Regions from separate parts of the Mus musculus genome. Here regions 2 and 3 are each linked to region 1. The links are chromatin loops, found by intact Hi-C in ENCODE. Cell type or tissue: heart. All regions are shown on one strand. Links, peaks and the distances in the headings refer to the core of each region. The heading gives the core; the rest is flanking DNA.

Region 1 (8,035 bases), core at 1,964-6,963:
AATTGAATGGTCTAGATTGACCTAATAAGTCAAGCTTCCTGTTCAGGCCACCATTACAGAATAGCATCCATGGCCCTGTGCTACCCCATGGCCATGGGCCTCAACAATGGCTACAAGGTGACAAAGAACGTCAGCAGGCCAGGGCATGGTTATGCCAGGGGGTGTCCTCCACCAACACACCAGATTCCTGCCGGACCTGATCCTGGAGGCGTGCCCCTTCACACCGTAGGAGTGGTGCACTGAAGGTCTCCAGGGACAGGTGTGTGTTCATCATTCAAACTTGAGGACTTGACCCATGGTGGGAGGAGCGAACAGAAGTCTGAATGTTGTCCTTAATTTCGTCACACACTGTGGCTCATGAGCACTCACATCATATACATCTCCCACACACATGCTAAAAGGAATAAATAAAAAGTTAAAACTAAGGTGAATGCTGAAGCCACGGGTGGAAGTTTATGCCTGTAATACCAGCACTTAGGATTGGCAGCAGGAGGATCAGAGAAGGTCAAGTCAACAGCCTGAGATATTTGAGACCCTGTCTCCGTAAAACAAGCAACAGGTTTAGAGATTTTTACATGATTTGTCCTCAAATCCCATACTAGTAGATCAGAAAACCAGCAAACACTCTGACCCTTGGGGTTCGGGTTCCTTGTCTTTCTACCTCATAGCTGCAGTGCTGACTCCTTTGGTCCTGTTAAAGTCTTCAGTTACTTAGCGGGAGTCTCGAGTTCCACTGCCCCGTGTTCAGATGGCTTCATGGAAGGTAAGTACAAACTCTTAGAAAAAATTGTGACTAATTTGTTAAAATATTTCCTTGCTCCGATAATCCGATCTGAATATTTTTATTAAAAAGCCTTCTTTAATGATGAATTAACGCTTCCTTTAATTTATTCCACTGTTGCCACACTGTAAGGAAGGAGACAGGTGCAAGTCTAGTGAGATGATAATCAAATGGCCACTTTTTGCAGGTGGAAGCTAAATATATTTTTGTATGGATCCAGGATTCATTGGCTGCTGAAGAAATTCAATAGAGTCAAGGGCTTTTTTTTTCTTAGTGCAAAAGTAGCTTTCAGGTTTATAATTATTTCAGCCATTTTCTGAACAGCTAAATCGACCTTCACAGCTGTCTTATGAAGAGAGCTAAGAAATCGCGGAGACTGCTTGACCTGGTGGTAGAAGATTCCATTCACAGGAAAAATAAATGCGTTTTAAAGCAAGATGCGACAATAAACACTTCAGCACCGTGCTTTTCCTGCTTGCTTTCTAAACTACAACCCAGGGAAAAGCATCTATTATCACAATCCAAATAAAGAAGTTTCTTGAAATATTTCCCTCTTCCATGCATTTTGAATATTGTTCCTTCATTTCTCAAAAAAAAAAAATGTGGTCATAACCCACAGATTTTACTGTCTCCTAAGTTCTGATTGCACTAGACAGAAAAATAAGCCCATTCTACTGGGGTAGGGTCGGTAAGAGTTTCCTTTCTCGGTGGACTTGAATATTATAAGAACGGGGAACTGAGTGTGGTGTGGTGAGTTACTCACTCCTGTAGTCCTGGCTCCTGAGAGACTGAGAGCAGAGTCACCTGAGTTCATGAGTTGGACACAAAGACACCCCCTCTTTTTTGTTTCTTGTTTTTTTTTTTTTTTTTTCGAGGCAGGGTTTCTCTGTATAGCCCTGGCTGTCCTGGAACTCACTCTGTAGACCAGGCTGGCCTCGAACTCAGAAATCCGCCTGCCTCTGCCTCTCAAGTGCTGGGATTAAAGGTATGTGCCACCACTGCCCAGCTTTTTGGGGTTTTGTTTTGTTTTTGTTAGACCCTGGGACAGTGGGGAACACTGCTGTCATGGTGCACGTGACTGACCCAGTACCTCATGATGTTTCTTCATGATTGACGAAGTCAATCACACCATTCCCTGAAGGGTGTGGGTGAAATTAGTGATAAGATCAGACCTATCTCTGAGAGGAGACTCTGGAGGAGAACCCAGCCGGGTCTCTCAGGAATTGTATGTGAGATAGCAACATATATCTCTGCTAAGTCCAGATCACAAGTTATATCAAGCCGCATGTCAGCACTCTGGGGATGGCCACATCTTCTTGGGAATGTGTCCTTTCTGTTCTTCGATCTGCACTAGGGGCTTGGCTCAATGATAAATACGTGAAACATTTTAGGGGAAACAAAAGCAATCTAGGTTGGCTATGGCTTAATTTTCTGCAGTCAGTTGTTCTACCTCAGAGACAATCCCCAAAGAGAGACTAGTTTGCCTCACTCCCTCTGTCCAAAGGCCTCGTCTAGTAAATCTTGCTGATAAAGTGCAAGGCTTGTGGTTGACCCTCGTTCGGTTGTTCCTAGGCTTAGATGCACTCAGTGGTCACTAGATACTTCAAGCTACACCACTTAATTAAAAACCTTCTCTTCTTCTCCAATGATAAATGCTTATCTGAATAGAGAAGAGTTACTGAAACAACAACAACAAAAGGTTAAAACATCTAGAAGACTTGAAATAATGAGGATTCTTGCATCCGCTCAAGAAAGTTCATGGCTGCAGACAGATCATCTCCGTAACTCACTCCTCAGCCACAGCTCAGCCCTCAAATGTTCTTGTACTGTGAATATCTGGATGGTGATTTTTTTTCCCCCCCAGTCTTGTCAGAGCTACTCAGCAGCCATTGAGCACAGTGTCCTGGGCGGAGGGAGGTAAGCAGTAATACTGGCAAGAAGACGCCTTGCCATCGAGGTGCACAGACAAGGGAAGCATTGGTTCTGTTTGGGGAAGTCTTGGACGACTGTGTCAGTGAAGGTTGGTTAGAAGTCTAGGAGGAGGTAGGAAACCACCAGTGAGAGGAGAAAGAGGGATGGTGGTGGTGGGTGTGTGTGTAGGGTGGGGGCTGGAGGCGTATCAGGGAGGGTGGGTTTGGACAATGTATATTACACGTGTATGAAAATGCCATAGCAAGGCGGGCAGTGGTGGCGCACGCCTTTAATCTCAGCACTTGGGAGGCAGAGGCAGGTGGATTTCTGAGTTTGAGGACAACCTGGTCTACAAAGTGAGTTCCAGGACAGCCAGGGCTACACAGAGAAATCCTGTCTCGAAAAAACTAACAAAAATACCGTAACAAAACACATACTTTTGAATGCTAACTAAAGTGGTACAACATAAATTTCAGCCAGGCATGAGGGCCCACGCCTGTAATTTCAGCTCCTCCAAAAGGCTGAGAAGAGATTGGAAGTACCAGGCCTGCCTGGGCAACTTAGATCCTGAGTCAACAATACAAAGTTAACAATGGAAGAGTATTTGTCTATTTTCTGGGGTCTTTGGCTGGCCAACAATTTCCTTTAGGGAACTGTTGGACTTTCATTTTGCCATAGCCGGAAGCTGAGAGAACAGCTCGGAAGAAGGAAGGGCTGGTTGCGATTGTTGTGATTCATGTTTTCAGTTCACAGGTAGCCCTCTTCTTTCAGGGCCGTGACGAGATGTATATTACAGTAGAAGAACGTGGACCAGCAAAGCTATCTACAGTATGGTGTCTGAGAAGACAGGGAAGGGCTCCCAGCGACCCCACCTCCTGCTTTCACCCCTTCCCAATAAGCCCATTATATTAGGAATCTATCAGGGACTCCATCCATCAATGAAGGAGGAGCTACCAGGAGCCAGTCACTGCCCCAAAGCCTGTCAGCTGGCAGCCATATATCACCAACACTTGATCCTGTGAGGACATTTCACACTCAAACTTTGACAGGACACTTAGCCTCTCTTACTTCATAGGACACTAGAGGTGCTGTGATGGTTCTACTGACTGTCACCTTGATGCCATCTAAAATCATTCAGGAGACAAGCCTCCAGGCATGCCTGCAAGGGACTGCGTAGATTAGCTTCACTGACTTTTCGAAAGGCCAAACTGAAGGAAAAGGGGAAGGGAGCTGGTTTGGCTTGCTTTATTCTAGCTTCCTGGATGCAAGGGCCATGTGACCAGAGGCCTCAGGCCTCCGGTGCTGTGACTTCTCTGTCACAGTAGACTACATCCTTGACCACTTTACATAATCAGGGTACCAATCTTATCTCCAGTGACTGGGATCTAAGAAGGCAGGAAGAAAAGAATGAAGTTCTTGCTGTTTTATCTGGGTGTGTTCATGTGTTACTAGGGATCGGACCCAGGTTCTTGTACATGTTAGGCAGGTGCTGTGCCATTGATCTAGAAGGGTTGTGTTTTTTTTTTTCCTAGAAGATGCTTAATCTTTATCACTTTTTGGCTGTTTACTAGAAGAGATATTTCATGTTTTTAACACATACTCGAGTGCATGCATGCACCTCAGAGGTGATGGATGGTCATAAGCTTGACCCTGGTGATCCTATCCCTATCTATGGGCATCAGAGCACCCCACTCTACACCTTACATAAAACCAATGTCATAAAAAAGACATAGGTGCATGAGTGTGTTGCCTGTGTGTATGTCTGTGTGCATGTCTGTGTTGCCCTCGGAGGTCAGAAGGGGCTGTCTGTCGTCTGTAACTGGAGTTATAGACAACTGTGGGCCACCATGTAGGAGCTGGGAGTTAAACCTGAAGTAGTGAGTGCTTTTAATAGCCTGGCTATCTTTCCAGCCCCCAAACCAATTTGAAGCTACAGGAATAAAAAGGGAAATTCTATGTGTTTCCAAACCTCACTCTTCATAAAGCTTCCTCCTTTCTGATACTGATGCACAGTCTACCCACTGTTTCCTTCCTCCTTGGCATTTATTTCCTTTGCTGCTCTTTTTTTTTTCCCCCCCGGGGGAACCTGGAGTCCTTACTTTATTTCCTCCCTATGTAGAGTTATCTGCAAATCATTTTTCCTGTATTTTGTCCAATTTTATGGTTCCTTAAAGCAGAAAAACTGGCTCCAGCTTTCTCTGAAAGAACATGAAGTCTCCCGCGGCTGAGACCAAAGGACATGGAGCAAAGTGGATCCTAGAGCGCCACCCAGTGGCTCTGACGGGAACTTTATATTGCCTGGGTTCTCTCGGATCTTTCCTAGCAACTCCCCTAGCAACCCATGAGTCAGTCCCTTGGATGCACTGAAGATTTTACCACCTGGAGTATTTTTGCCCTGTTTTTCTTATTCTGCCACCATTTCCGGTTCCTATAATATTTGTTCGTTGGTCAGTCCATTATAAATAGCTGCCACTTAGCAAGGTCACAATGCCAGATATTTTAACATCTTTCACAGTTCCTTACAAATGTGTATCACTTCCTCTTAACACACAAGTGAAAACTCGGTGAAGGGACTAAGCATCACATTCAAATTCATTTGTTAACGGACAGAATCGAGATTTTCCTCTTTTCATTACATCATCGACAGCAGTGGTTCTCAACCTTCCTAAGGCTGTGACCTTTAACACAGTTCCTCAGGTCGTGGTGACCCCCAACCATAACATTATCTCACTGCTACTTCATAACTAACTTTGCTGTTATGAAAAGTAACATAAGTATCTGGTATGCAGGCTATCTGATACGTGACCCCCGAAGGGGTCAAGACCCTCAGCTTGACAACCGCTGACCTAAGGAGTCCTTAGGGAAGCAATGCTCCCTTCCAGGTCATTCCAACAATTACTTCCCAGAAACTGATCTAATCACTAGCTAAGACTTTGCATTATTGAATACAGAAGTCTCGGAACACCAGCTCCCATGCCCTGTAAATCTGCTTTTCTAAACTGTGCACGCCTTTAATCCCAGCACTTGGGAGGCAGAGGCAGGTGGATTTCTGAGTTCAAGGCCAGCCTGGTCTAACAGAGTGAGTTCCAGGACAGCCAGGGCTACACAGAGAAACCCTGTCTCGAAACAAACAAACAGGGGCTGGTGAGATGGCTCAGTGGGTAAGAGCACCCGACTGCTCTTCCGAAGGTCCAGAGTTCAAATCCCAGCAACCACATGGTGGCTCACAACCATCCGTAACGAGATCTGACACCCTCTTCTGGAGTGTCTGAAGACAGCTACAGTGTACTTTACATATATTAATAAAATAAATCTTTAAAAACAAACAAACAAACACCCAAAAACAAAAAAACAAAAACAAGCCGGGTGTGGTGGTGCACGCTTTAATCCCAGCACTCGGAAGGCAGAGGCAGGTGGATTTCTGAGTTCTAGGCCAGCCTGGTCTACACAGTGAGTTCTAGGACAGCCAGGGCTATACAGAGAAACCCTGTCTTGAAAAACAAACAAACAAACAAACAAAACAAACAAACAAAAAAAACCTGCTTTTCTACTAGCTGGAATCTACAACTTCAATCCTTCCCATATTTCCTTTTGCTGTTTTCTGCCAACCATAGTAAAGCTAATTCAGGTACACACTGAAAAAGGCCTTCTCAGCTATTGTGCCGAGTAGGCTTCGGGTGTGTTTGTATAAAATCACTCTGCATGCTTAGTGTTAGTATAAAAGATCATAGCTGATGGTGTTCGTGGTAGAGCACTTGCCTAGCATTGACAGGGCTCTGCATTGAACCCTCAGTACTGTGAAAAAGAAAAAAGAGTCTGTTGTAAATACGGATTCAAAGAGACTTCCCAATTACATCATTATAAGCTAGACTATAGGGGCTGGACAGATGGCTCAGCAGTTAAGAGCACTTTCAGAGGACCTAGGTTCAATTCCCAGTAACAGCTGTTTGTAACTCCAGTTCCGGGGATTCGGTTCTCTTTTCTGGCATCCATGGGCACTGCATGAATCTGGCTCACAGACATACATGCTGGCAAAACACCCAATACACATTGTTTTAGTCACTGTTCTATTGCTGTGAAGCGACACCATGACCAAGGCAACTCTTCTAAAAGAAAGCATTTAGCTGAGGGCTGGCTTACAGTGTCAGGTGCTTAGTTCCCTGTCATCCTGGCATGGAACACAGCAGCAGATGGGTGTGGTGCTGGAGAAGTAGCTAAGAGCTACATCCTGATTGGCGGGGGGGGGGGGGGGGGGGTGTCACGGGGTGGGGGGAGTGACAGAGAGGCAGAGAGAGACTTGGCATAGGCTTTTGAAACCTCAAAGCCTCAGAGTGGCACACTTCCTCTGACAAGGCCGGTCCTCCCAATCCCTCTCATAGACTACCACTCTCCGAGCCTGTGGAGGTCACTCTTATTCAAACGCCACACATATAAAATAAAAATGTATGTTGCAGCTAAAGTTGGCAGTCCTTATTGTATATGTTTTCTTTGTATTTGCTTGTCTTTATTCCTATTTCTTTACAAAGGTTTCCCTGCAAGAAGAGTAAGAGAAACTCACATGCCCTTGGACAGAAGAATTTCCAGTCAGATACATTTTTTTGTTATCCAGCAAAGATGAAACCAGACCCAGTCATTCTCTTAGTTAGGATGGCTATTGTTGAAATAAAACACTGTGACCAAAGCCACTTGCGGAGGGAAGGGTTTATTTGGCTTACATTTCCATATTGCTGTTCATCACCAAAGGAAGTCAGGACTGGAACTCAAACAGGGCAGGAACCTGGAGGCAGGAGCTGATGTGAGGGCCATGGAGGGGTGCTGCTTACAGGCTTATCATCATGGCTGGACCGGCAGGCTTGCTCCCCACCCCATTTCGGGCTGACTTTCAATAGATGGCAGCGAGGGAGCTGCTCTGCTACATACAAAACCCCGACCCAGAAGCAGGTCGTCTACGAATGGTTTAGCGCCAGGTTCCACACGAACGTGCGTTCAACGTGACGGGCGAGAGGGCGGCCCCCTTTCCGGCCGCACCCCGTTTCCCAAGACAACGGCTCTCCGCACCGGATCCCGGTCCCGACGCCCGGCGGGGGGAGACCCCGCGCCGCTGCGGGGAGGACGCGGGGACCCCGCCGAGCGGGGACGGACGGGGACCCGGCTATCCGGGGCCAACGGAGGCTCCTTCGGCGCTGCCGTATCGTATCTACCCCCCACCCCCCGAAAGTAAAAATAAAAACAAGAATTAAAAAAAAAGTCAAATTTGTGCTATCTATATACTCACTGGAGCATGGCTAAACTCTCAGTGGCCTGCCCCTTAAATAGAACTGAGTCCTTCACCTCCCACACCTC
Region 2 (8,035 bases), core at 1,210-6,209, 600 kb before region 1:
AATCAACAGTAAAGAAAATACATTTTACAGTAGTGACGTGATACTTATTCAAGTCAGCGAATGTCTGGAAAATGTCAATGGAGAACGAATGGAAGATAGGAGGATGTTTGACAAAGGACAGCAGTTTTGACATCAAGTGTTCAGACTTGAAACCACAATTTATTCATTACACGACCTCAGGCAATTTGGGCTAACTTCTTCCCTAAGTGGAATGAATGTTTCCTCATTAAAACTTAAAGCATAACATATGTAGGCCGCTTAGGAGCACACCTGACATCCCATAGATTAGCTCTCATTTATTTGTGTGTTAGCTGGATACTACAGGAATGGTTGTCAGCTACAGCTATGCAATGGTCCAGCTTTTCGGAGGTGGCTGTCTGTTAAATTCCTCTCTGTGGGGCATAGAGAGATTTAAGTAAAGCCACTATCATCTGGCTCTTCTTCCTAAGTGAAGACTCTGTTCAAATGGAGTTTTATAGGTGCCCGTTCTTCAGGACGTAGTCAGAAGATAGCTATTGCTATGCATCAAGTTGTGCTCACAGTGAGCAGTGGTAAATAATCAAGGGTGATTGTGACAGCCAGTCGAACACTCTCTCTTGAGGATATGCAATGAACAAACTGAGAGCAGGCTAAGGGAGAAGAATGGAGCCAGGCCAAGGCAAGAGAAATTGCGGCAGAAAGTGGGAGCTGGCTTAGAGTCAAGCTGCCTTTGGTCTGTTCTGTCATCTGCAAAGCTATAAGGGGTTGTTGACAGGTCACCTCTAACACTGAGGTGACTGTGTTATGGAGGTTTGTGACATTGAGGGACACCTGAGTCTTCGTGTGACTGAGCCCATTATCACTCTCTCCCCCAACCCTCTGAATGTACATGTGTGTATGATAGGCATATATGTGTATGTGTTTGAGTGGGTATGCTCACCTTTACATGGACATACAGAGGCCAGAGGCTGATTTCTGGTGTCTTTGTAATGCCTTTCACGCTAATTTTTGAGGTGATGTCTCCCTCTGAACCTTGAACTCGCTGTTTTCGCTAACATGGTTGGTCCAGGATCTGCGCTTCTCCTTTGGCCTGCGCTTCTCCTTTGGCCTGCGCTTCTCCTTTGGCCTGGCTCTCCAGACCTCCCACTTTTGCTTGGGATCTGGGAATCTGAAGTCTAGTCTTCATTCTTGGTTAGTGAGCATATTACCATCTACCTAACTCCATTCTTCCCTGATCAGGATCATTCTATGGGCCCTGCTTCCTTTGTCTGGTACTGCAATCAGTGTTAGCATAGGGCCACAAGCCAAAGGAAACCTCCAAAGCTAGGGCTGTATTGAAAAAGAGAGACAGCAAATTGGATTGGTTCCTACCAGAGAGGTGAGGTCACTTGTGAAGTTCTGTGATCCTTCTGATGCTGAGCTGAGGGCTCTGAGAACACCCGAATGCACCATGGGGCTCTTACGACTGTGCAGAGAAAAAACGATGTTGAAGTTACCATGGCTTCAGCCGTGACAGAGCTTATCTTCAGGGGAAAGCCTACGTTTACCCTGTTTCTGATTACCTTAGCTTCCCCAGATGGCCATGGCAGTCTACTGCTGAGCTTCTGTGCTTTCTGAACTACCTTTCCTTTGTGTACATGGAGTCTTGTGCTTTCAATTATGCTGTGAGGTGAGCTGTTCACAGAGAAAGACAGGCTCCCATGGTCCTTTCCTCCTCTGCACAGGATTCACCAGTGTTTGCATGCATAGGGACTGTTGACTTAAGTGTTCTCTGAAATTACCAGTGTTTATTTGGAAACCTTGATGCAGAAAGGGTAGGTTTGGTTTCCTTTCAATCATAAAGACCCAAACAACAGACTTATTAAAAAAAACTTTTAAAATTACATTTTAATTCTTTATTGTTCTCTCTCTCTCTCTCTCTCTCTCTCCCTGTGTGTGTTTTATGGTACATTTGTGGAGGTCAGAGGACAAGGACAAGCTGTGAGAGTCGGTTTTCTTCTTCTACCATGTGAAAACAAGCAGACCCCAAGTTTTAGAATACTGGAACAGGAATCTCCAAGGCACTGAGACCCTGCCTCAAAAACGATGATTAAGAATGATAGAAGAAAATACTCGGTATTGAGCTGTGGCCTCCATAAGTACACACATGATCAAACAAACCTGCACACACATGAATACACATGCTTACAGCATACACAGAAAGAAACTCTTTCCTTTGCTTCCCTTGAAGTTCCTCTTTACTGTTTGATGAAACTATTATATTACCGTCTGATTTCCCAGCCGGTGTTCAGTAAGTGTAGCCTGACCATTCCTAATGCTGGTTCTCAGGTAAACACCATAATTACTGCCTGAATAGCAGAACTCGATTATAGTGTCTCTTCCCTGTTCTGTTCATTATTACAGCCCTTGTCAAAGAGTATGTAGCCCACACTGCTTCCTCTCTTACTTGATATATGAACCTGAAACAGACAACCTGTACTTAGCCTCATCAGGAAAATAATGTCAATAAATTCTGTGTGATACTCTCCAATCTTGGCTCATTAGTGAAGCCCTGGGTCACAGTGGCTAGGTAACTGTAGTATTCACAATTACAGCAAACGAGACAAAATCAGTGCACCCAAAAAATAGTAGGAAGACATTAGGCCATAGATCCTATGATTGAATCTTGAAATTTAGCTATTCTCTCACTACTTCTTTGACATAGATGTATATAAGTCTTCTTAGTTTGTATTAAAATGAAGGGAAATGGCAAGGCCCAAGAGAAAAATCCTTCCTCCTGAACACAGTTCAGTATCTAGGACTGTCATCTGGCGTAAAAGGGGACTTGAAATAAAAGGGTCTTCAAAGAGGGGTTGAGCCTCCCTAGGCATCATGGGAAAAAGCACAGAAACTGGTTTAGTTAAAACAGCCTACAATCTCCCAGAGGGTGAGTCCCCAGCCAAACTCATCTGCAGCATTTCCTGCTGGGCTGGCAGTCTGGAACCTGATGGGAGCCTCACCACTGCTGGGCAAATCCTGCTGATGGTGCCAAAGCTGCCCTCCCCCTTCCCTCCCCCTCCCCCACGATTGAGTCCTCATGACTCATGAAAACAGGACAAGCATCCCCACATGAGGTGACTCTGCATTTTCCCTGCTAATGGTTGGATCTCTCAGGGCCAGGCGTTCTACCACCTCTTCAGTCACGCCTGGCATGCCACAGCCCCCTAGTGTCTGTGGTCTTTTGAACTGCATGAGGCTCTAACCAGGGCTCCTACTCTTGAATTCTGTGGAGGTCTAGGATCAGCTTTCCTAAGATCCAAAGGTCTAAGATCTGAGTGTGTGTTCACTGCCTGGTATTCTGTAGCTTCAGCCATTTCCTTCGAACTCAGAATTAATTTGAATAATTGCATGCGTCAAATCAGTGATCACTGCTCACTACAAAAAACAAATAAAAACAAAATACACACATCTAAAAAAGTCACCAAATTCACTAGAAATGAAATCTCAATTTTGTTTACTGTCCTTTTCTCCAGATTTTCTTACATTAATGCCTTGAAGGGTTTTTTTTTAACTCTAAAATAAATGGCACTAAAGTAAAAAAAAAAAAAGTATTCATCACTCTCCAGTTATTAAATGCTATTATCTTTATCAATGAGTATCTTCAGCTCATTTAATTGGTCCAAGTATCAAATTTTCTTTTAAAAATATAAAATAATTATGTTTTGTAATCTTCTGTCATTTTTTTTGCTCCTTATATACTATATTTTGGTGCAACATCTTAAACACACAGAAATGCATCAGACAACAGTATCACACTTGATTGTATATGGCACATAGAGGATGAATGACAAATACTTTTGGGTAAAGAAAGAATGGGCTTTGTAAGAAAAAAAAAATCTCTGTGCTTTTCCCAAATGTGGCCAGCAGATGGCACACTCGCACACCCACAAAACTGACCATTGATTTTTATGTTCCCTCTCCTGTGTATAATCAGATTATTGTACAAGTGTTTAGTGCATTTCCAACTGTTAGTCGGCTTGCATCTGTACCTATGCTAAGTGAGCACTGCATGTGTCAGCTTAGACCCCTGGGTGAATGCATTATCTAGGAAAAAAAAACCCACCAATATTCAGAGATTGTGGATTGTGCCTTCTTTATCATTCAAAAGCCTAAATATTCTTTGGTTCCAGAGATATTTCCAACCTTACTATCCAAGCTAGCAAAAGACAATCTGGATTTTTCTAAACTCTTGCTTGTTTTCCTGTGGATGGTCAACAACCTTCCTGGGGAGGGTATCGATCACAAATTACATAGACATCAGGGAGGGAGGGAGGGAGAGAGAGAGGGAGGGAGGGAGGGAGGGAGGGAGGGAGGGAGGGAGGGAGAGAGAGAGAGAGAGAGAGAGAGAGAGAGAGAGAGAGAGATATCAGCACAGGCTTTTTAAGTCCGAGCTTCTGGGAATCTGTATAGATGATAATGGTCATGCTCTCTAACAGCCACAATGGGCTCCAGAGTAAATATTCTGTAGTTCATTAAACAGGGACTCCTCTACAAAGAATATTTTAATAATATTTTGAGTTTATAAAACACAAATCCCAGGGAGTCAGTCTCATACTTGATGTATATATAGTCACATAGATCCAATACACACGCAGCAAGATTTTGCAAATAAACTCAGTATTGCCTTTTATTCAATGACCTTTTATCAGTGACTAGACCAGAGATTATACGTCTCTGAAATGAGATTTAAAACGTTGTATTTATGTTTCTGGACGAAAGGTAACAATTTCCCTCATCAGACTCTCAAGGGTTCATTTAAAAATTATAATAAAAAAGAAATCCTAGGTTTATCTGGAGTTCAGATGATCAGAGTGCTTTGTGTACTCGCTCAAATACTGCAGAGACCACCAAGTCACGGGTAGAATTTAGAAAGTGCTTAGGTGTGGTGATGGCACTAAAGAAAGCCACTTCCTTGGACATGCTGATGGTCACAGATCAGAAGATTCTGAGCCTTCCCTCAGACTACTTCTTAGAAACAGAAAGAAGCCTTTCCAATGGGCCTCTCATAAGCAACGCAGTGGACAAAGCCCGTGTTTTTTTGTTTTTTTTTTTCCATTTTTTATTAGGTATTTAACTCATTTACATTTCCAATGCTATACCAAAAGTCCCCCATATCCACCCACCCCCACTCCCCTGCCCACCCACTCCCCCTTTTTGGCCCTGGTATTCCCCTGTACTGGGGCATATAAAGTTTGCAAGTCCAATGGGCCTCTCTTTCCAGTGATGGCCGACTAGGCCATCTTTTGATATATATGCAGCTAGAGTCAAGAGCTCCGGGGTACTGGTTAGCTCATAATGTTGTTCCACCTATAGGGTTGCAGATCCCTTTAGCTCCTTGGCTACTTTCTCTAGCTCCTCCATTGGGAGCCCTATGATCCATCCGTTAGCTGACTGTGAGCATCCACTTCTGTGTTTGCTGGGCCCCGGCATAGTCTCACAAGAGACAGCTACATCTGCGTCCTTTCAATAAAATCTTGCTAGTGTATGCAATGGTGTCAGCGTTTGGATGCTGATTATGGGGTGGATCCCTGGCTATGGCAGTCTCTACATGGTCCATCCTTTCATCTCAGCTCCAAACTCCGTCTCTGTAACTCCTTCCATGGGTGTTTTGTTCCCAAATCTAAGGAGGGGCATAGTGTCCACACTTCAGTCTTCATTCTCCTTGAGTTTCATGTGTTTAGCAAATTATATCTTATATCTTGGGTATCCTAGGTTTGGGGCTAATATCCACTTATCAGTGAATACATATTGTGTGAGTTTCTTTGTGAATGTGTTACCTCACTCAGGATGATGCCCTCCAGGTCCATCCATTTGGCTAGGAATTTCATAAATTCATTCTTTTTAATAGCTGAGTAGTACTCCATTGTGTAGATGTACCACATTTTCTGTATCCATTCCTCTGTTGAGGGGCATCTAGGTTCTTTCCAGCTTCTGGCTATTATAAATAAGGCTGCTATGAACATAGTGGAGCATGTGTCCTTCTTACCTGTTGGGGCATCTTCTGGATATATGCCCAGGAGAGGTATTGCTGGATCCTCCGGTAGTACTATGTCCAGTTTTCTGAGGAACCGCCAGACTGATTTCCAGAGTGGTTGTACAAGCCTGCACTCCCACCAACAATGGAGGAGTGTTCCTCTTTCTCCACATCCTCGCCAGCATCTGCTGTCACCTGAATTTTTGATCTTAGCCATTCTGACTGGTGTGAGGTGGAATCTCAGGGTTGTTTTGATTTGCATTTCCCTGATGATTAAGGATGTTGAACATTTTTTAAGAGGAATCTGCAAGCTGATTCAGCTCCCAGACTTCCTTGGGAGGAAATTATCAATGGGATTCTACTGAAAGGTCTTGTAAGCAAGTGACCTTCCCTACCTGCGTTCTCTGACCTGAATCTCGCATGCTGCTTCCCAGAACTGTTCTAGTGGTTCCTCTCTAGGAGGATAGATGAATGGAGCCCTGGGACCCTGGGTCCTATCTTCTTAACGATGTCACCATTAAGAGCACTGATGTGGCTGAGCACAGTCTCCAAGCTTCCCAACTCCAGAACCTGCCTTCCATTCTTCTTATGAGCAGCGTGGGATGTCCCTGATGTCTGCAGCTCTGATCTCCGTCACTCCTCCATTCTTCTTCCCCCATCTGCCCTGCATCAATTATCTAGGATAGAGACCTAAAGTAACTCTGGCAACCCAGGGAAATGAGGGTGGGTAATCATTCAATCTAGATAACTCTCCAACACTGTTTTAGAAATTAGCCAATGACCTAGAATGGTGGTCATTTTCCTCCAACCCCACCCCCGTGCTTCACTGTTCTCTATTAATTATTATTATTATTATTATTATTATTATTATATTTACATTCCAAATGTTGCCCTCCTTCCTGGTTCCCCCTCCTAGAGTTCTTCAAACCCCTCCCCCCTTTGATTCTGAGAGGGTGCTCTCCCACCTAACCACCCAGTCCTCTCACCCACCTTCCCCACCCATCCACACCTCCCCCCTCCCTCACGGCATTCCCCTTCCCTGGGGCATCAAGTCTCTACAGGATTAGGCACACCCTCTCCCACTGAGGCCAGATAAGGCAGTCCTCTGCTACATATGTGCCAGAGGCCACGAATCAATCCGTGTATGCTCTTTGGTTGGGGGCTTAGTCTCTGTGAGCACTAAGGCGTCCAGTTTAGTTGATACTTCACCTCCTTCCAACCTTCCACCAACTCTTCCACAGGGATCCCTGACCTCAGTCCAATGGTTGGCTGTAAATATCTACATCTGTCCCAGTCAGGTGCTGGTAGAGCCTCTCAGAGAACAGCCATGCTAGGCACCTTCCTACAAACACATCATAGGATCAGTAATAGTGTCAGGGTTTGGTGCCTGCTCATGGGATGGATCCCAAGTTTGGCTGGTCACTGGACTGCCTTTCCTTCTGTCTCGGCTCCATTTTTGTCCGTGCATTTCTTTTAGGCAGGAACAATTCTGGGTCAAAAATTTTGAAGGTAGGTTGGTGACCCTATCCCTCCCCTGAGGGCCTGTCTATCTTCTTGAGTTTTCATCTCCACGATGTTGGGCATATTGGCTATGGTCATCCCCATTGAGTCCTGGGAGCTTCTCATACCCCAGGGCTCTGAGACATTCTAGAGGTTCCCTCTGCCCCCACCCCTTATCTGCATCTTTGCATTCATTCTCCTGATTCTCTGGGCTTCTCTTCTATTACCCCCCCCATACCTGATCCTGGTCCCCTTTCCCCCTCCTCCCTCCCCTTCACCCCTCAGATCCCTCCCTCCCTCTGCCTTTAATGATTATTTTGTTGCCCCTTCTAAGTGGGACTTGAAGCATCCTTAATTGGACCTTCCTTCTTGTTAAACTTCTTATGGTCCGTGGGTTATATCCTGGGGATTCTGTACTTCTGGACTTGCCAGTGAGTACATACCATCCAAGTCCTTTTGGGTCTGAGTTACCTCATTCAGGATGATATTTTCTAGTTCCATCCATTTGCCTGCAAAATTCATGAAGTCCTTGTTTTTTAATAG
Region 3 (8,035 bases), core at 1,210-6,209, 550 kb before region 1:
AGACTGAATCGCCAATGTTTTTTGAACTTGCCTTGATTCATGACATATTTTTGCTCTGTAAAACTTTAAAATTTCATAAAATTTGCTCTCATGTTGGAACACGGAATTCGGGGTAACCTAAATCTGTGTGTCCTAGCCCACAGCCATCCAAAATGGTTCCAGAATAATTATCTCTTACTCCCTTTAAGTTGAAAAAAAAAAGATAACTGAAATACACCTTATAGAAACAAACTAGTGACACAACACATTGCATTTGTCTGTGATGACAATGTAAATGGAATTTGGAGATGCCCAAGTCAGCTGTGGGAGCACAAAGTGTGACTCTGTTGATGGAAAGCTCCTGCAGAAAACCCAGAGGTTCTGCTCTCAAAGACCGGAACCTCAGCTTTTTAACCATAGATACCTGCTGTCCTGGATACATTATTTTATAAAATATAGAACTGAGAGTTAGAGAATCACAAGATTCTCACAGAAGGGGAATAGTAACCAGTCAATAGCTATGGATGTCACGTATGGGCTTCTTAAAAAAGAGGAAAGAGACAGGAAAAGTGAGAAGACAGATTCTCCCTTAGTGCATTGTCCTCAGGTTTTTCCCCTCCCCCCACTTATATGCAAGGCTAGAGAAGAACTCAGGCTGTCAGTGCCCTGCCATCGGCATCTTAAGCAACAAGCTTCAGATGTTGATAAAAAGAAACTGCTATGCACAAGCCAGAGTTGTTAACACATTTCAGAAACTGAGGGAAATCTTTCCCCTATTTGCATATGTCGATGACAGCAACCAGAGTAAGCCCTTTATGTGGTGCTCTAGGGACCCAAGAAACTCAAGGGGGCCTAAGGAAGGAGAGCAAAATCTGGCTAGGTGACAAGCCGAAGGGTTGCAGTTCAGCTATCTCTTTCCCTTCGTATGATCCCTCCCCACCCTACACATAGACACACATGTGCATATATACCCACTTCTTAAGTCTCTTCAGCCTCATCATGTGATGAGGAGTCTTAATATAATTTAGCTTTTACATTGCTTCAGTGACATTTGAGATTCCTAAATTCTAACTCCATTCCCTCCATTCGGGTGACTGAGCCTCACGCATGCTAGCCAAGTGCTCTAGCAATTGAGTGATATACCTAGGAATCCATAGATCTTATTAAAATTATACGATCTATACAACCAAAATGTATATTTAAAATTATATCATATGACCAACACCCAATGCAAATATTTTTCTCCAGTGTTGCCAGCTTCTCAGTTTTAATGACATAGATTAATTTTGCTAGATAATGTGCCTCTCATAAATTAATTTCTATGCCATTCTGTGTCTGACTTCTTCAATTGTCGAGCTTGTGATCTTCTTTGTTTCATGTAGTTGTTGATTATTTATTTCCATTGCTGGGTTTGTTGTGTGACTATAAGAGTGCACGTATTCATTCATATAATGGTAGACATTAGGCCAATTGTAATTTTTTGTCTCTTCTTCATGGTACCTCTGTGACTATTCTTAAGTATTTTTGAAGGAACATGTACTTCTTCTGGCATATGTCTGATGAAGATGACACTGTTGAGTCTTTGTGAAGGCACAAAGCTTAAGGAGAGGCCATTGGATTTCCAAAATGACTATACAACTTTTACATCATAGAGAACCACAGTTACTCTGCACTCTACTCGTTGGCTTCTTCCATCTCAGCCATTCCCATGGCCACGGTCTAGTCAAGAGTTTGTTTATTTTTCTAATAAATAGACCACTGGGTTGACTCTTTTATTCCTTATTAATTTGTAGTAATTCATTTATCACTTAAAATGTGTAATGGGGGGTGCACAAGTATAGCAGGTGCTTTTGTCTATGTGGGGCTATGTGGGAGACAGAGGCAGACAAGTGTCTATGTGCAGCTATGTGAGGACAGAGTCAGACATCAATTGTCTTTGTGCAGCTATGTAGGGGATAGAACCAGACATCAAGTGTCTTTGTGCAACTATTTGAGGACAGAGGCAGACATTAAGTGTCTGTGTGTGGAAATGCAGGGGGACAGAAGCAGATATCAAGTGTCTTCCTCTATCAATTCTCCAGATTATTTCATTTTCCTGTTTGTTTGTTTGTTTGTTTATCTGTTTATTGTGGGAGGGGGTCAGAGGACAACTGGTAAGAGTCAGTTCTCCCACAATGTGAGTCTTGGAGATCAAACTCAGATGATGAGTCTGGGTGGCAAATGCCTTTACCCACTGAGTTACACAAACACACACACACACACACACACACACACACACACACACACACACACACACACACACACTGGCACTCCTCTTCATTTTGTCTTTGAGACAGAGTTCTCATTGAACTGGGGGCTTACCAGTTTGGTAGACTGGCCATCCAATGAGCTCTAGGGATTTGCCTATCTTTTCTTCCTTGTCTCCTCAGCATTGGAGATAAAGATACCTACTGCCACCCCTGGCCTTTGCCTAGAAAATAAAACTCACAGCATTTGGAAACAAACTGGCTGGCCTAAAGAATTTGGGCAAAAAAATGATTTATACTGTCAGACGTCATCACTATAATTATCAATATGTCAGCAATTATAATATGAATTTAAATATTATTATATATCACTCAAGAAATTTAAAATTACCCCAAATCAAATTACAAAGCGTAATGTCATGTGTAAGAAGGATTCAATTCCAGAAGGATGGAAAATGATTAAAGATCCTGCATCTTGGAATTGATGGTAAACGGTACATTTTAGCATCTGATCTTCAATGACATAGACTAAGGAGCCAAGGTGCTCTTCACTCATGCCTCCTGTGTTAAATGCATGTGCTTCCTTGTCTGAACTCTGTATGAATTTGTTTTATTGCATCATTTTCCTAGAGATCTGACAGTCGGCATACCTGTCACATACCGATACTTGACTGGGGTGTTTCCCTTCACATATCAGCCACAGCCATGGTTATCTGCTATTCCTGCTACTGGCCAAGTCCGGGGTGTTCAACATGCATGGAGCCCTGACAACTGATTTAAAGAGGCTTAATATATCAGAGTGGTAGGGTTTTCCAGAAGCAGTGACTGGTAGGATGGGAGCTGCAAAGCATCAACACCCATCATGCACTAGAGGGTGCCAAAGTCCTGAGCAACTGAGTCTATCCAGGAAGAATTTGTCTTCACCTTGAAGCCTCAAGAAAGAGAAGCACCATCAAAAAGTCCCAACTCTTAGAGATGGGCTGGAACAGAACCATCAGCACTTTTGATATCAGAGGGATGATTCCAAAACATGGAACAGGTGAAGGTTGTTGCTAGTGTTAGAGGTTTTCAATGGCAGGCTCACTGATTTTATTTTGATGACTATACTAACGGCTACCTATTTGTATAGTGTTTTGAAGTTCTACATGCAATGTGACCATTTTATGGATATGAGCTTATTAAATCCTCTAGTTTATAAATAAGAACCTAGGAGTAGATAGGAAATTTGTTGATGACTGCAAAGCTAGTAAGAGGCAGGGCAAGCTCAAATCTAAGAGTCCAGCGTGCCTGAGTCTGCCTTCACCACAGGTCAATCCTACAGGGAGAGCTCCATTTCCAGGTTTCTTCTCAGAAGGAAACAGTGCTCCCCATGCAAGCAACCATGATGCTTAACATGGCTTACTAAGAAATTCTCCAATACTCCCTTGAATCTGGCCCCATATCTCACTGTAACTCCAGAGCCTCATCTTAACAATGTATTAGCATTTCTATTTCATCCTAATTTTGTTCATATTATGGAATTTTGATTAAATATGTCCCCATCAGCAAATAGCTTCTGTATGCCAGGGTTCCAAAACCACAATTGACAAACATGTCTCTCAGATTTCTGATCTCTTAGGGCTTATGTCTCTAAGTCCTGTTCCTAAGCTATGGGGAAAGAACTGAAGGAAACCTGGAGGGGGAGGGTCAATGACCTGTGTAATTAACCTCACAAAATTCCAGTCATACTGACATGGAATATTAGAAAAACAACTGGGTTTTTAAAGAACCAAACAACATAAGATTCTGGGATTGTTTTTGTGGAATGAACAAATAAACAAAACACAAAACAAAACAAACAAAAAAACCCAGCACATACATTTAAGGTTTCCTCCTTTCTTCCTTTATTGTTGGAAAATCCTTAAATATATTCAGTACTAATGAAGCTTGGGTTATTTTTAATTTAATTCCCTTTCTGGATCATACAGCAACCTGTTTTCAGACATCACTCCAAAGTTTCCTCATTCTTTGAAGACAGAGAACATACCATACCTATGATGGTTAGTATTGGTTGACAAGATTGAGAGTCCCCTTGAAGACAAACCTTGGAGCCCATGTATGAGGAAGTTTGTAGATTGGTTTAATTAAGGTGTGAAGACCTACTCTAAATATGGATGCTACGATGGGCTCAGCCAAGTGAGCCAAGATCCTAGACTATATAAAAAGAAGAAAGGTGGGTGAGAGACATCATTCATCTCCCTCTGCTTCCTGACTGTAGACACAACGTGGCCAGTCATTCCTTCTGCCATGACGCCTTCCATAATGGACTGTTGTTATAAACTGTGGCTCAAAACAAACCTTTCCATGTTGAACTTACTCTTGTTGAGTATTTTGTAGCAGCAATAAGGAAAGTAACTGATACAATATACTTTCTTTAAAAAGCCACAGGTACATTAATTATGGAAAATCAAACCATATTTTTAGGGCACTTGCAAGGAAAGATTCTATTCTAAGGAACCTTATGCTTATAAAGTGAGGGAGATGTCTCTCTTCTTATCTCTAAGTTCCAGTCTATGCATACCAGGATTTTCTTAAGATGTTCAGGCCAAGTAGACTCCTTGTAGACATGTTAACGCTAGAAAAAAAGCCAACTACTTCTGAGACAGGAGTATAACACAATGCCAAAACACAAGACCTGCTAGATCTGGGTAATGTGGTGGGGTTGGATGGCTTGCATTCGAACCCTAGGTTCTCTGCTTGCCTGCTGTAAAAATCTGATCAAAAGCTTCATTTCCTTATCTTCTATAGAGTAAATAGCATCTATAATACTTCTATAGGAGTAAAATAGCATCTACCCTCTGGAGTGGTTGCTCAGGACTGAGTAAATTTACACATATGTAAAGCATTTTTAACAATGCTAACTCCAAAGACTAAAAAATTATATATGTATATATGTGTGTGAGAGTGTGTGTGTGCTCACACGCATGTATAATGTATATGCATGTTACTAGTCACATTTATAGTGAGAGCCACAATTTTCATTTCATAGTTTTCTAGGAAAAAAGAGAGAGAGGGAGAGAGGATGGACAGAGCCTCCAGGTTGCTGCCCTTAGAAGGTACAAACAGAATCTGTAATAAAAAGGGAGCAACTTTCTCAGAATGCCTGTGCATAGCCTCACTCGCAGGCATCCTGCTGTGGCTCTGAACTCCGTTGAAGGCTGGCAAAGCAAAGCTTCAGACTGTAGTTCAGCAACAAGGTCAGGCTTCTCTTGTCACCTGAGTCATAAGGCCATTCTAGCAATGCTCAGAAAAGAAGTTCTACTAATGTGCCTGCTGTTTTGGCAACCAGGTCACCCCTCAAGACTCAATCATCTGACTCACAAACCCCACCCCCACCCTACCCCACACACAACTCCTGTGGACTAAATTGGTGGCCAGTGATTGTCTAAACTGAGGATAGCAACTCAGTTGTAACTAGGAGCTTTCCTGCTGCTCAATGAACTGATAACCAGATCTCAAGACTAGACAGAAAGGGTACATTGCAAACACGGTCTCCAGTGATGGCAGATATCTAGTCTAATGATAACAGAGCCAACCTTAACTTGTAAATGCCAACCATTGAGCACCTGCATTTAGTCAGTTTAAAACCTGGAGAACTGTAGAAGGAGATTGTGGACACCATTGACATCAGCTTGTAGGCTACCTCCAAACTGAGAAATCCCCCAAGGAAATTAATAGATGAACTGTTAGTACCTATGAAGACTGAAATATTCTCATCTTTAGATTGGATATCAATTAAATATCCAATCAGAGAGGATATTTATTTTGTCTCTGAGACTATCTGAAAGAAAGCTGGCACAAAGGCAGAGTGAGGTCGAGTTGGATGCCCACACAACCACCATCAGTGACAGCAGGCCTGAAGATGTTTTAATACACGTTTGATGGTTTTATTCATTTATAGAATGTAGTTCAGTCATTTCACCCTATCCCTTTTCTCCTTCCTCTTCCACTGAAACTCTTCTTCTCAGGAAGTTCTTTCACTTTCCTGCCAGTATCCTCTACTGTTCCGCATCCATTCAGGCTTCTCCCCTCCCCCATCACCCTCTAAGAGCCCTTTTCCTGGCATTTAGCACTGCTTATAATTAAATACACTACTCTAAAGCTTCATATTAAGGGCATGCAAATAAGAAGAACATATGGCATTCTTATATCTACGTCTAAATTACTTCACTCAGTCTAATACTTTTCAGATCCATCCATTTTCCTGCAAATTTCACAACTGTATCCTTCTTTACCACTGAACAAAGTTCCATTGTGGCTATGTACCACATTTTCATTATCCATTGATCCACTGATGGACACTTGGGCTCCATTTCTTTGCTATTGTAACTAGCATGTGACTAGCATGTGAATAGCCACATGAACACACAAGTACAGGTCCCTGTTTGGTAGAGCATAGGATTTTCTGAGTATGTTCTCAGGAATTGTTTGGCGGCTCTGTTGTAAGCTGTTCGAGGAATTTCCTTATTGATTTCCACAGTGGCTGCAGCAGTCTGTACTCCCCCAGGAGTGAGTATGAGCATGAGTGGGCCTTTCCTACACATGCCTGCTAGCATTCACTTTTTTGTTATTAGCCATTCTTACTTGAGTAAGATGAAACATCAAAGTAATTTTATTTTGCAATTACCCAATGGCTATATATTTTAAACTCTTTTAAAGTACTTTTGGTCATTTGTTTAAGAACTCTCCATTCGGTTCCATGGTCCATTTTTAGTGAAGTTGTTTGTTTCCTTGACATTTAGTTTTTAAAGTTCTTTTATATTCTAAACACTAATTATTTGCCAGAAGTACAGCGGGCAAAGATGGTCTCCCAGTCTCCAGGCTGTTCCTTCACTTGCTTAACAGCCTTCTACTTTCGTAAGCTCTCCTTTGATTGTTCTTACTTCCCTAGTGACTAGCATCCAGTTCAGAAAATCCTAGGCTATGTCTATATCTTTAAGTGTACTCTCTCCTTTACCTGATAGCAGTTTGGGATGGCCTGTTCTAACACTTAGGTCTCTGATCCATTTGGAATTGATTATTGTGCAGAGTGAGAAACAAGAATCAAGTTTCATTTTTCTAAGTGCATACATTCAGTTTTCCCAATACCATTTGTCAGATAGGCTGTCTTCTTTCTAATGTGTATTTTGAGCTTTATCAAAAATCAGGTGGCTATGGTTTATATAGTCTTATATCTGAGTTCTCTATTCTATTCCATTGGCCTGTGTCTCTAAATGTGTGCCTGTCCTGTAATTTTTTTCTTACAGGTATGTCTCTACAATACAACTTAAAGTCAGGTATTATGATACTTCAGCTTTGTTCTTATTGTTCAGGATTGATTTGGCTATCCAAGATCTTTTGTGCTTTTACATGAATTTTTATTATCTTTTTTCTATTTCTGTGATGAATTGAGTTCTCAGTTTGATTTGGATTGTGTTAAATTTGTATATTGCTTTTGATAGGGTGGCCATTTTCACAGTATTAATCCGACCAATCCACAGCATTTTAGGCCTTTCTGTCTTCTAAAGTCATATTCAATTCTTTCTTCAGTATTTTAAACGTTTTTATTGTAAAAGTATTTTACTTCCTCAGGTTAATTACAAGTTATCTTTTATTTTTTAGTTTATTTTGAATAGAATCATTTCCCTGTTTACTTTCTTAGTATATAGTTGGCATTGGTGTATAGGATGCTATGGATTTTGGTATGGCCTATAACCTTCTATTTTGCCGAAAGTGTTAATCAACTCCAGGGGTTTCCTGCAGTAGTCTTTATGCTTTCTTATGTATAGAAT

The links. Peaks named below come from ENCODE experiments on the same cell type or tissue, not always from the same donor. Only the 100,000 strongest peaks of a DNase experiment are listed, where the experiment ranks them.
Region 2: a loop joins it to region 1, with 2.6 times the contacts of the local background. A loop is called at or near these places in 6 of 42 quality-filtered maps.
Region 3: a loop joins it to region 1, with 2.2 times the contacts of the local background. A loop is called at or near these places in 11 of 42 quality-filtered maps.

The regions. Positions count from the first base shown.
Region 1 is chr1:167,332,657-167,340,691 of GRCm38, forward strand. It overlaps Tmco1 (transmembrane and coiled-coil domains 1), which reads left to right. Exons shown (of 7, transcript NM_001039483.1): 7 at 1-1,322. Among named protein-coding and RNA genes, the nearest start is that of Gm24182, 12 kb to the right of the region's middle. In heart, for the core only: no CTCF peak of the experiment used is centred there; DNase peaks (open chromatin) are centred at 3,955 and 4,965; H3K27me3 peaks cover 466 bases.
Region 2 is chr1:166,734,311-166,742,345 of GRCm38, forward strand. No RefSeq gene overlaps it. Among named protein-coding and RNA genes, the nearest start is that of Fmo9, 56 kb to the left of the region's middle. In heart, for the core only: a CTCF peak has its summit at 3,874 (motif pointing right); no DNase peak of the experiment used is centred there.
Region 3 is chr1:166,779,215-166,787,249 of GRCm38, forward strand. No RefSeq gene overlaps it. Among named protein-coding and RNA genes, the nearest start is that of Gm33404, 72 kb to the right of the region's middle. In heart, for the core only: a CTCF peak has its summit at 3,097 (motif pointing right); no DNase peak of the experiment used is centred there.